Linked DNA regions of Homo sapiens: all the other regions are linked to region 1. A link is a contact called in ENCODE Hi-C or POLR2A ChIA-PET data. All regions are on one chromosome and are shown on one strand. Each heading gives the region's core, a stretch centred on a gene start or an enhancer-like site at or near the end of the contact. The rest is flanking DNA. Distances are from core to core; before and after follow the strand shown.

The links. Hi-C counts contacts between places; a loop is a spot of excess contacts on that map. ChIA-PET counts read pairs that join two places held with the same protein, here RNA polymerase II (POLR2A). Pooled maps may share reads with other maps.
Region 2: a loop to region 1 is called in a map of B cell, with 10 times the contacts of the local background. The contact joins the enhancer-like site here to the promoter of NDUFA6 in region 1. A Hi-C loop is called at or near these places in 2 of 168 maps with a recorded cell type or tissue (B cell and OCI-LY7) and 5 of 50 pooled maps. POLR2A ChIA-PET finds 5 or more read pairs at or near these places in 2 of 52 experiments (AG04449 and HEK293).
Region 3: a pooled map shows a loop between it and region 1 (12-fold over the local background). The contact joins the enhancer-like site here to the promoter of NDUFA6 in region 1. A Hi-C loop is called at or near these places in 7 of 50 pooled maps. POLR2A ChIA-PET finds 5 or more read pairs at or near these places in 7 of 52 experiments (CD4-positive, alpha-beta T cell, CD4-positive, alpha-beta memory T cell, GM10248 and 3 more).

What each region holds. Positions count from the first base shown.
Region 1 is chr22:42,089,395-42,092,583 of GRCh38, reverse strand. It overlaps NDUFA6 (NADH:ubiquinone oxidoreductase subunit A6), which reads left to right and starts at 1,812. Exons shown (of 3, transcript NM_002490.6): 1 at 1,812-1,978. The coding sequence starts at 1,840. It overlaps NDUFA6-DT (NDUFA6 divergent transcript), which reads right to left and starts at 1,651. Exons shown (of 5, transcript NR_034118.2): 1 at 1,403-1,651; 2 at 984-1,287; 3 at 352-465.
Region 2 is chr22:42,395,444-42,398,366 of GRCh38, reverse strand. It overlaps NFAM1 (NFAT activating protein with ITAM motif 1), which reads left to right. Exons shown (of 6, transcript NM_145912.8): 4 at 411-509. Among named protein-coding and RNA genes, the nearest start is that of LINC01315, 28 kb to the right of the region's middle. RefSeq lists a silencer at 1,250-1,544. Within about 2 kb of position 1,531, at least 9 of the 41 ENCODE cell types and tissues checked have a DNase peak (open chromatin) inside an H3K27ac peak, as active enhancers do; they include B cell and OCI-LY7, where a contact is called at or near this core.
Region 3 is chr22:41,779,870-41,783,017 of GRCh38, reverse strand. MEI1 (meiotic double-stranded break formation protein 1) reads right to left here. Exons shown (of 31, transcript NM_152513.4): 23 at 1,624-1,734; 24 at 1,173-1,333. Among named protein-coding and RNA genes, the nearest start is that of CCDC134, 19 kb to the left of the region's middle. RefSeq lists enhancers at 1,343-1,392, 1,543-1,642, 1,653-1,702. Within about 2 kb of position 1,762, at least 12 of the 41 ENCODE cell types and tissues checked have a DNase peak (open chromatin) inside an H3K27ac peak, as active enhancers do; they include CD4-positive, alpha-beta T cell, where a contact is called at or near this core.

The DNA of each region.
Region 1 (3,189 bases), core at 563-3,062:
TCATGATAGTGGGTACTTCTGAAGGAGGCAGGGGTATACACAAGGTTAGAATCATACAGGTAGATATCATGGTATAGGTGCTGCGAGAGTCAGAAAACTGACTCTGGCACCAGCTGCCTGGGCTTCAACCCCAATGCTGTAAAGTAACTTAGTCTCTTTGTGCCTCAGTTTTCTCATCTATAAAATGAGTATATCAGCCGGGGGCAGTGGCTCACACCTGTAATCCCAGCACTTTGGGAGGCTGAGGTGGGTGGATCACCTGAAGTCAGGAGTTTGAGACCAGCCTGGCCAACATAGCAAAACCCCGTCTCTACTAAAATACAAGCATTAGCCATGCATGGTGGTGCGCACCTGTAATCCCAGCGATTCGGAAAGCTGAGGCAGGAGAATGGCTTGAACATGAGAGGCGGAGGTTGCAGTGAGCCGAGATTGCACCATTGCAGTCCAGCCTAGGTGAGTCTCACTCTGTCTCAAAAAAAAAAAAAAAAAAGGGTATATCAACACAATCTCACTGGTGTGTTGTGAAGCCTAGCCAAGTTAATGTACCTAGAGAACTAGAGAACAGTGGCTACTAAGGACATCTAAGGACACTTTATACAAACCTTAACTGTGTTACAACTTCTTAAGTCAGTACTGAGGTTCAAAAGCTTCCATTTTATTATTATGCTTTATAATTTATATATGTTACGTGCTTTCTTTTGTATAGCTCACTTGAATATATATATACATTTTAGAAGATAATAAGGAAGAAAAAAAGTATATCTGGTTTTTTAACCCTTCGAAATGGGAAAGTTTGGAGTAGATGCTCAGCCCCGGCCCCTGGCCCTTCCCCAATACTCACAGGCTCCTGTCAACTACACCTTCAGAAAAAGACGGAGCCTCTTAGGCAGCAGTCAGGCAGGTGGGGGCGATCTGTCAGGTGACCTAGACTCTGGGCCATCTCAGTTTCCTCACCTGTAAAATGGGGATGCTGAGGTACCTACCTGACCTATGAGAGCGGAGAACACTGAGATATCTTGCCCATGGCCTGCCCTGTGGTTAGCTGTCGTTTTTTCCTTGACACTTGTAGGCTCCTCTTCATGTTTACATAACCTCAGTGGGAAAACGCCAGCGAAGAGAGACACTCAGAATGGACGATCTAAAGTTCCTTCCAGCTTCCAAATTCTGGGCTGGTTTTCAGAGATCCAGGGCTCGGGATGCGAATGTCCCTGTCTACGATGGGGCTGCCGTTACAGCCTTCCTCCCGGGGCTCTGGAGACGCGCCAGCTCTTTGACACCTCTCCTGCGCTAAGGAAGAGTTGGTTTACAGAAAAGTAAGTATATCCTGGCCCTGCAGAAAGCCGCCAGGCGGCAGGACAAGCCCCACCGCAGCCCAGGCGCCATTATCTGCCTCAGCAGTTACCTCGGGGTCCCGCCACGAGGAGGTTCTTCAAGGCCTGCGCGCCCACGGACACTACCAAGGAGCGCGGCGGGCAGCCGGATAGCAGGACGCTGAGGGAAACCCCGCAGTCGCTCGGCGTCCCCGGCGCCAGCTCACGACCCAGCGACCTCCTGCGGCCCGAGCGTCCCCTGGCGGCAACGCCGGCTCGTTAGAGCGAGCGACAGATGGTGTAGTCCAAAGGCCAAGCGGCGTTTCTGTAGATGAGCATGCGCAGCACCCACCGTTCGCTCAGCCAGAGAGAGGCTTCCCAGCCAATCCGAGAGCCTCAGAGTCATCCTCCCGCCCACCCAGCATACAGGCGGGGCGTTCCTCCTTAGCCAATGGGAAAAGACATTCGCCCGCGGTCCGCACGCGCTGCTTGCAAAGGGGTGGGGTTGTGGAGTGGATGCTTTGGCAAGATGGCGGGGAGCGGCGTCCGCCAAGCTACTTCTACCGCCAGCACCTTCGTGAAGCCCATTTTCAGTCGGGACATGAACGAGGCCAAGCGGAGGGTGCGCGAGCTCTACCGCGCCTGGTATCGGGAGGTGCCGAACACTGGTGAGAGGTAGCGGCTTACGTGGGGACCCGGAGGCCGCCGCTCAAGGTCGTAGCCGGCCCGGCCGGGGTTTCTCATGGGCCCAGCTGAGGTCACCAACTTGGGCAGAGGCGACTGCGGGTGCTTCAGGGGAAGAGGGTCACCCGAGCCTACCATGGGCCGGACCTGGCGGCGGCGCGGTGGTCAGACCGGCCGTGCCTAGCATTCGTACGTGCTATCGGAGCTTTGGTCTCTTTTGTCCTTCGCAATTGGCGGGAGGACGATGACTGTCAGTGACACACTCACTTTGTGGGTGAGGCAGCGGAGGCACCGAGAGGTGAAGTGATGTGCCCAGGGCCCAGGCCGAGCCACTGTTGTACCCAGAACCCAAAGTCTAGAGTTGCAGAGTGTAATTATAGATGCCCGTTGGATTTTTTTGTTTGTGACAGAGTCTCGCTGTGTCGCTCAGGCTGGAGTGCAGTGGTGCGATCTCGGCTCACTGCAAGCTCCGCCTCCCGGATTCACGTCATTCTCCTGCCTCAGCCTCAGCCTCCCGAATAGCTGGGATTACAGGCGCCCGCCACCACGCCGGCCATTTTTTTTTGTATTTTTAGTAGAGACGGGATTTCACCGTGTTAGCCAGAATGGTCTCGATCTCCTGACCTCGTGATCCGCCCGTCTCGGCCTCCCAAAGTGCGAGAAAGAGGTGTTTTTGAGTGAGCTGGAGCACGGTGCCACTCCTCAGGGCTGTCGAGTCCCTGCTTGTGTGTGTGAAAAGGCGGTAGAATGTGGTGGTTAGGAGCACGGACTTTTCTTCAGGCGCTGCCCTCAACTAGCTGTGTGACCTTGGGCCAGTTATTTCATCTATTCCTCAGTTTCTTCATCTTTAAAATGGGAATAATAATTCCTTCTTCAGAAGGTTACTGTATTAAGTTAAAATATCTAGAGTGCTTAGAACAGGACTTGATGCATATTTAACTCATTAAATATTAGCTGCTGCCGTTGTTTTTGTTGTTATTTTTGTTATTTATAGGGCTTTCCTTAGCAGCAGCTTCCAAGCAGAACCCGGTTCTTTGACATATGAGAACTGTGTCTGCTCCACAGAGTCCCTGTCTTCAAGCTGACTTTTGGAAAAATTGCTACTGACCAGAACTTAAACCCACGCGATACTAGAGAAGGAGAAACTTGAGTGATCTGCTGGTTCAGGGACTGCAAATTCAGATGCCTTCAGGGG
Region 2 (2,923 bases), core at 282-2,781, 310 kb before region 1:
GAGGGGAACTGGCTCGCTCGAGGCCAGAGCCAGTGACAGCAGAGGAAGACTGGACACTGGACCTGGCTGGCACCACTAGGGGCCCACCCATGGCTGCTGGCTCGGTCCCTGGGGCCCTGCCCCACTGGCACTGGTCCCAGTAGCTTGGGTCCCTACCAGCCAGGTGCTCTGTCCAGGGACATCACCTCGTGTGGGCCTTTTCCATTTCCTGTGTCTCCAGGTGCAGGAATGGCTTGATGCAGGTCTTGTAGGCATTTGCCATGTTTCCCTGGAGAGGGTGAGTGGGAGGGACTGAGTGATGAATCTCTGTGTGACCTCATGACAATCTGCCATCCTTTCCCCTGGGGGGTCTGTGCGGGGAGGAAGACGAGAGCCACTCATCCCTGGCCCTGACTCCTTTCTCCCTACAGAAGCGGATGCGGGGTCCAGGGAAGGACCCCACCAGGAAGTGCCCAGATCCAAGATCTGCCAGCAGCCCCAAGCAGCATCCTTCAGAATCTGTCTACACAGTGAGTCCCGGGGCCCCCGGCTCCCTCCACCTCTTTCAGGCCTTAGGCAGAGTCTGTCTTGTACCAGGGTCTGTCTGGCTCAGTCTTGTACCAGCTGTGTGGACTCTCCTAGCCTCAAGTTCCTCATCTATAAAATGGGGATAACAATTCTTACCTCATGGAATTTCTCTGAAGCTGAAAAGAGATGACACGTGCAGGGCTCCTGGAAGGCATACGAATGTCAGGTGCCCCCCATGCCCTGTTCCCCTCCTTGGCATGGATCCTCATTCTGGGACAAGGGGTAGTGACGGCACAAGTTGGCGAAGAATGAAGAAAGCTCCTTCATCTGACCAAACAGCTCTTACCACTTCCTCCTGTTTTTATTGTATAAACAACAAAAATCACAAAAAGAGGAAGAGGTCAGGCGCCATCCCACGCCCTTAACACATCAGTGATTTGTAATGATTTGCTCTCTCCCCTCCTGGCACATGCAGATATTATCTTACATGGTCACAATCACAGCGCAGACATGCGTTGGGACCCTGTTTGTTCCACTCTCTGCTGTGTTGTAGGCATTTTCTGAAACAATTTTCCTGGAGATGTGGGTGCATCTCCAGGAAGTGGAAGGTGGGTGCAGCGTAGGGGCCGAGGAGGCCAGGCTGCCCCAGCCTGGCCAGCCAGCCAGCATGCAGCCCTCTGCCCAGCGGCTGGGGCCGGGGAGGGCTGGGAACACTCTTTTTGCTACGTTCCTTTCGGCTCCACGAACAACATATGCTCCAAGTAGAGCAAGGGAAGAAGAAATGCCACCCAGTGCCAGCTGGGGTCCCCATCTCGTGAGATCTGGCACCGCCAGGTGGGCTCCCCACTCCACGCCTGGAAGGCACACAGCCCTTCTGGGGCCCTGCAGGTTCCCAGGTGCACGCTCCCCAGGTGCACGCCCCCCAGGTGCACGCCCCCTGGCTGCGATGGTGCTTGGGTTCTGCTCGTACGTGCTGTCGTTTCTGTTCCCACAACATTGACTCACCCTAATAACGCCACAGAACACCACACAGAGGACGCCCAGGATACAGCCTTGTCTGCTGAGGATGGGGCGGGTGGCAGCGAGGCCAAGGAAATGTCCCTGTGGGGCAGTGCCAACAGTTCCAAGTGGAATGTGATGGTTCTCAAAGGGCTTTCAGCTTCCCCATCCTGGGGAGTTTCTGTCAGCCACGGTTTTGCACGTGGCCGGAGACTTCCTCATACTCTCTCCTGTCTCCCAGCATCTCATAGTGGTATTTTCCCTACCAGGGATTCTGGTGTCAACTGTTAGATGAAAATATTTCTCTCTCTCCCTCTCACTCTCACTTTCCCTCTCCCCCAGCATACACATATGTGAGATATATATATATATATATAAAAGAAGAAAATAACCAGCATCCTAATCCCATCTTCTTCCAGGATAAATACTAAGAACATTGACTAATATATTTTCCAGTATTTTTTCTATAAATATATACAAAGAAACCCATACGCACTCACACATACTTCTTTTTTAATTGGAGCAATACAGCTATTTTTTTCATGAACATCTTTCCACGTGAATAAATATCTTTCTATGAGATTATGTTTAACGGAAGAGCTCTTTTGAGCAGAGCTTCTTTTTGCCTGGGTTTCACAGCCTCTAGGATGCAGGCCGACTTCTCTGGAGTGAGGTGAACAGACCTAACTGCCTGCAGAGTTGCAGGCCAGCTTGGAGAGTAGAGGTCATAGAACTTTGCCAAGCCCTTGACATAAGGGTCTACCAACTGGGATTGGGCCTGGGCGGAGAAGAGTGACAGTCACAACGATGATGGTATCAAGAGCCATTTGTTGTGTACCTACTATGTGCCAGGGATCATGGCAGGACTTTACACCTGTTATATTTTATCAATCCTCTTGATAAGGTTTTAGGGTAAAGGTTTTGTCCCCATTTTCACTTTCTTTACTTTTCTTCTTTTCTTTCTTTTTTTTTTTTTTTTGAGCAGAGTCTCGCTCTGTCGCCCAGGCTGGAGTGCAGTGGCACGATCTTGGCTCACTGCAAGCTCTGCCTCCCAGGTTCATGCCATTCTCTTGCCTCAGCCTCCCAAGTAGCTGGGACTACAGGTGCCCGCCACTGCGCCCGGCTAATTTTTTTGTATTTTTAGTAGAGACGGGGTTTCACCATGTTAGCCAGGATGGTCTCGATCTCCTGACCTCGTGGTCCGCCCACCTCAGCCTCCCAAAGTGCTGGGATTACAGGTGTGAGCCACCGCGCCTGGCCTTCCTTTGGATTTTCTACGAACCCAGTCATGTCATCTATGAATAATGCAAGTTTTACTTTTTCCTTTCCAATCCTCATTATTTTATTTTATTTTTATTATTTATATTTATTATTATTTTTTTTTGAGACAGAGTCTTGCTTTTGTCGCCCAGGCTGG
Region 3 (3,148 bases), core at 513-3,012, 310 kb after region 1:
AGGAGCTTGGGCAGAAGGGGTGTGAGGACAGACTGTGGCTGCAATGATAGGACATGCAGAGGAGGGAAGAGGCGGGTGGCCAGGAGACTGTAACTAGGTCACATTAGTGGGGAGGACGAATGATCAGGCCTGAGTTAGGGCACTGGAGGTAGCTAGGAGCAGGTAATTGCCTAGGTGTGAGCTGAGGGCCAGGGCAGAGCCAAGGACAAAATGCAAGTTTTCTCCTAGGCAGGTGACTGCAGACAGCTGGATGAGCCCAGCAGCCTCACACGGAAAATTAGGAAAGGTTTCTGTCCTAAACCAACCACAGGCAACAACCTGCAGGATTTGCCAGAGCATAGATTTGCCACAGCTTGTTGCCCCTCTAGAGGCCAAAGTTTAAAACTCATGTCACTTCTGTGTGCCCATCACTAGATTGGCACAGTATTGGGCGCAGTGTGAGGATACCACAGAGGCTAGCAGATGGTTTCCATGAGAAGTAGCCCACAGAGGAGCTCACGCAGGGCACTGTGATGACAAGGCCCTACAAGAGGGAGGGGCTGAGGGGAAGGAGGTGCTCTGTGGATAAGTCCACTGCTCTCCTCTTCCCTGCATCACCTTCTCGAACAGTAATAATGACAGTTAACCATGTGTGGCATTCCACGGCTTGCCATGCTGCACTTTAAGGTCGCAGGCTGGCTTCTGCCTCCCCGTCTGGTCTTTTCTGCTCCATTCATTCCCCACCTTCTCATCACACAGAGCACCTCACCACTCCCCAAATATACAGAGCATGTCCTGAATTTGTGCAGCTTCATGCCTTTGCTCATATTGTTCTCTCTACTTGGAATGCCTTCTCCCACTATCTTTGCTGAGTACAATCTTATCCTTAAAGACTACAAGTTCCCTAAGGGTAGGACACATGCTATATTCATTTTTTATTCCTCTGTGCCAAGAATAGAGCCTGGAGTGTAGGTAAACCTTATGTGTTAAGTGGATTAATATGAAACAACCTCACAACAATCCTGAGATGTTTTCCCCATTTTGTAGGAAAGGAAACTGAGCTCAGAAAGGGTAAATACCTTGCCAAGGTCACACAGCTAATAAGCCCCCAGAGCTGGGACCAGAACTCAGGATCTTCAACACTCCTTTGAGTGCCACCCCATGCCTCAAAGCCACAGGAGTTAAAGACTAACCTGCAAACTGCCCTTGTGCTGCTGGGCAGAGAAGGAGGCAGTGAGCAGCCAGGCAGAGCAGAGGAGTGCAGTCCTGGGAGAATCTGCCTTTGCCAAGGTGAGGGCCAGCATCTTCTCCAGAAGCTCCATCAGGCCTGTGCTGCTCAGGAGCACTGCAGCAGCTGTCGGGGGTGGGCAAGGCAGGGCCCACAGGAGTTACAGAGGAGCTTCAGCTAAGTGCCACTATGGTGCTTAGCACCTGATTGGGGCTTCACAAACAAACAGAGGATCATCCTGAGGCTCTAAGGGTCCCAGCTTCATAACAGAAGCTCAGGTTATTAGAGCCAGAAAGGACCTTATGACCACCAGCCACACACACAACCCTATTTGTTTTTTTAAGATGAAAAAGTTGAGATACAGAGGACCACAGACTGCCCAGCACTCTTCACTGTCCCAGCCCGGGCCCCTGCACCTCTTTTCTGACTGCTGGGTGTGGTCTGATGAAGGCTCCAATACAGGAAGTTGAAGGAGGGCTGCAGGATGTCCACGTCAGTGGGGCTGCACTTCCCACACAGCTTGCTTACTGCAAGAGATGAAAGTCCCCAGTCGGCCTGTCGCAAAACACTCACACTTGTCATAGGTGGTAGCCTGCGACTGGCTATTTCAGATGTCAGTCTTGGGGAGCAAGCACAAACTAAGTATCCCTGATATTACAACCAATGGAAAGAAACACAGTGACAAACCTTAAGGCACATTCACACCCTCCATCTAGACAAACATCAGGCAAGCAGCCTACAGCTGCACATCACAGAAAGACTTTAGGATTTCAAAGGGATCCATCCTGTGAACATCGTCACCACCTTCCCAAGGGAACTTTAACAGTCGAATGAAGTGCAGTTCCCTGCACTTGCCACATCCCCTCTCTCACATCACTTCATTTAGCTAACTCCTCTTGTCCCCGTCAGCAATCAAGATTCAGCTCAGGCCTCCGCAGTGGCTTACGCCTGTAATCCCAACACTTTGGGAGGCAGAGGCAGGCAGATTGCTTGAGCCCAGGAGTTCAAGACCAACCTGGGCAATGTGGTGAGACCCCGTCTCTCCACAAAAAAATACAAAAAATTAGCTGGGCATGGTGGCACACACTGGTAGTCCCAGCTACTCGAGAGGCTGAGGTGGAAGGATCGCCTGAGCCCGAGAGGTAGAGGCTGCAGTGAGCAGTTATCATGCTATTATACTTCAACCTGGGTGACAGAGTGAGACCCTGTCTCAAAAAAAAAAAAAAAAAGAAAAGAAAAAAATTCAGCTCAAAGTTCATCTCCCCCTTGAAGCCTTCCTTAACCTCTCAAGGCAAGATTAGATGTGCTTCTGCATTCTCCCAGGCCTCATCAGTGCAACATTACACTGTAGATATCTATAGAACATATCCCTTTACTCTTGGGAACTCCCACTTCCCATCTCCCTATCCCCATCCTAATATGAAACCTACCTACAGCTCCATTCACTTTTTGGCAGCCACATCACACCCTGACTTCGGTGCTCACCCAGACAAGCAGGTCTCAGCTCCCTCCCACACCAGTACCTCCACCCCGAACCACAGTCCTCTACTCTCTGCTGTCATATAGAAGTGCTCAAGGATTATATGTAAATGTCCTATTACATTTCATGTGTGGGTTTCAGCCTGTTACTCCCTGTCAGAGGCTCTTCTGAAGGCTGAGTTTGTCACACACAGATCCCCCTCCTAGCTTAGTGTCAGCCTTGATCTCACAGACAGGCTGGTGATGACTGGCACCAGGCTGAGGCCATCTGCAATGCGTCCCCAGTGGCCTTTTTTTGAATCTGACACTGATGTTCTCATGAGGTGGACTGGGCTCCAGGCAGGGAAGATGCCCCATCTTCACCTGTGGCTACAGGAGCTGGGGGGTCCACAAACACTGAAGACATGTCATTTTTCCTATTCATTTCAACCTTCCCTCAGCAAATCTTCCTGCAGGTGCTGC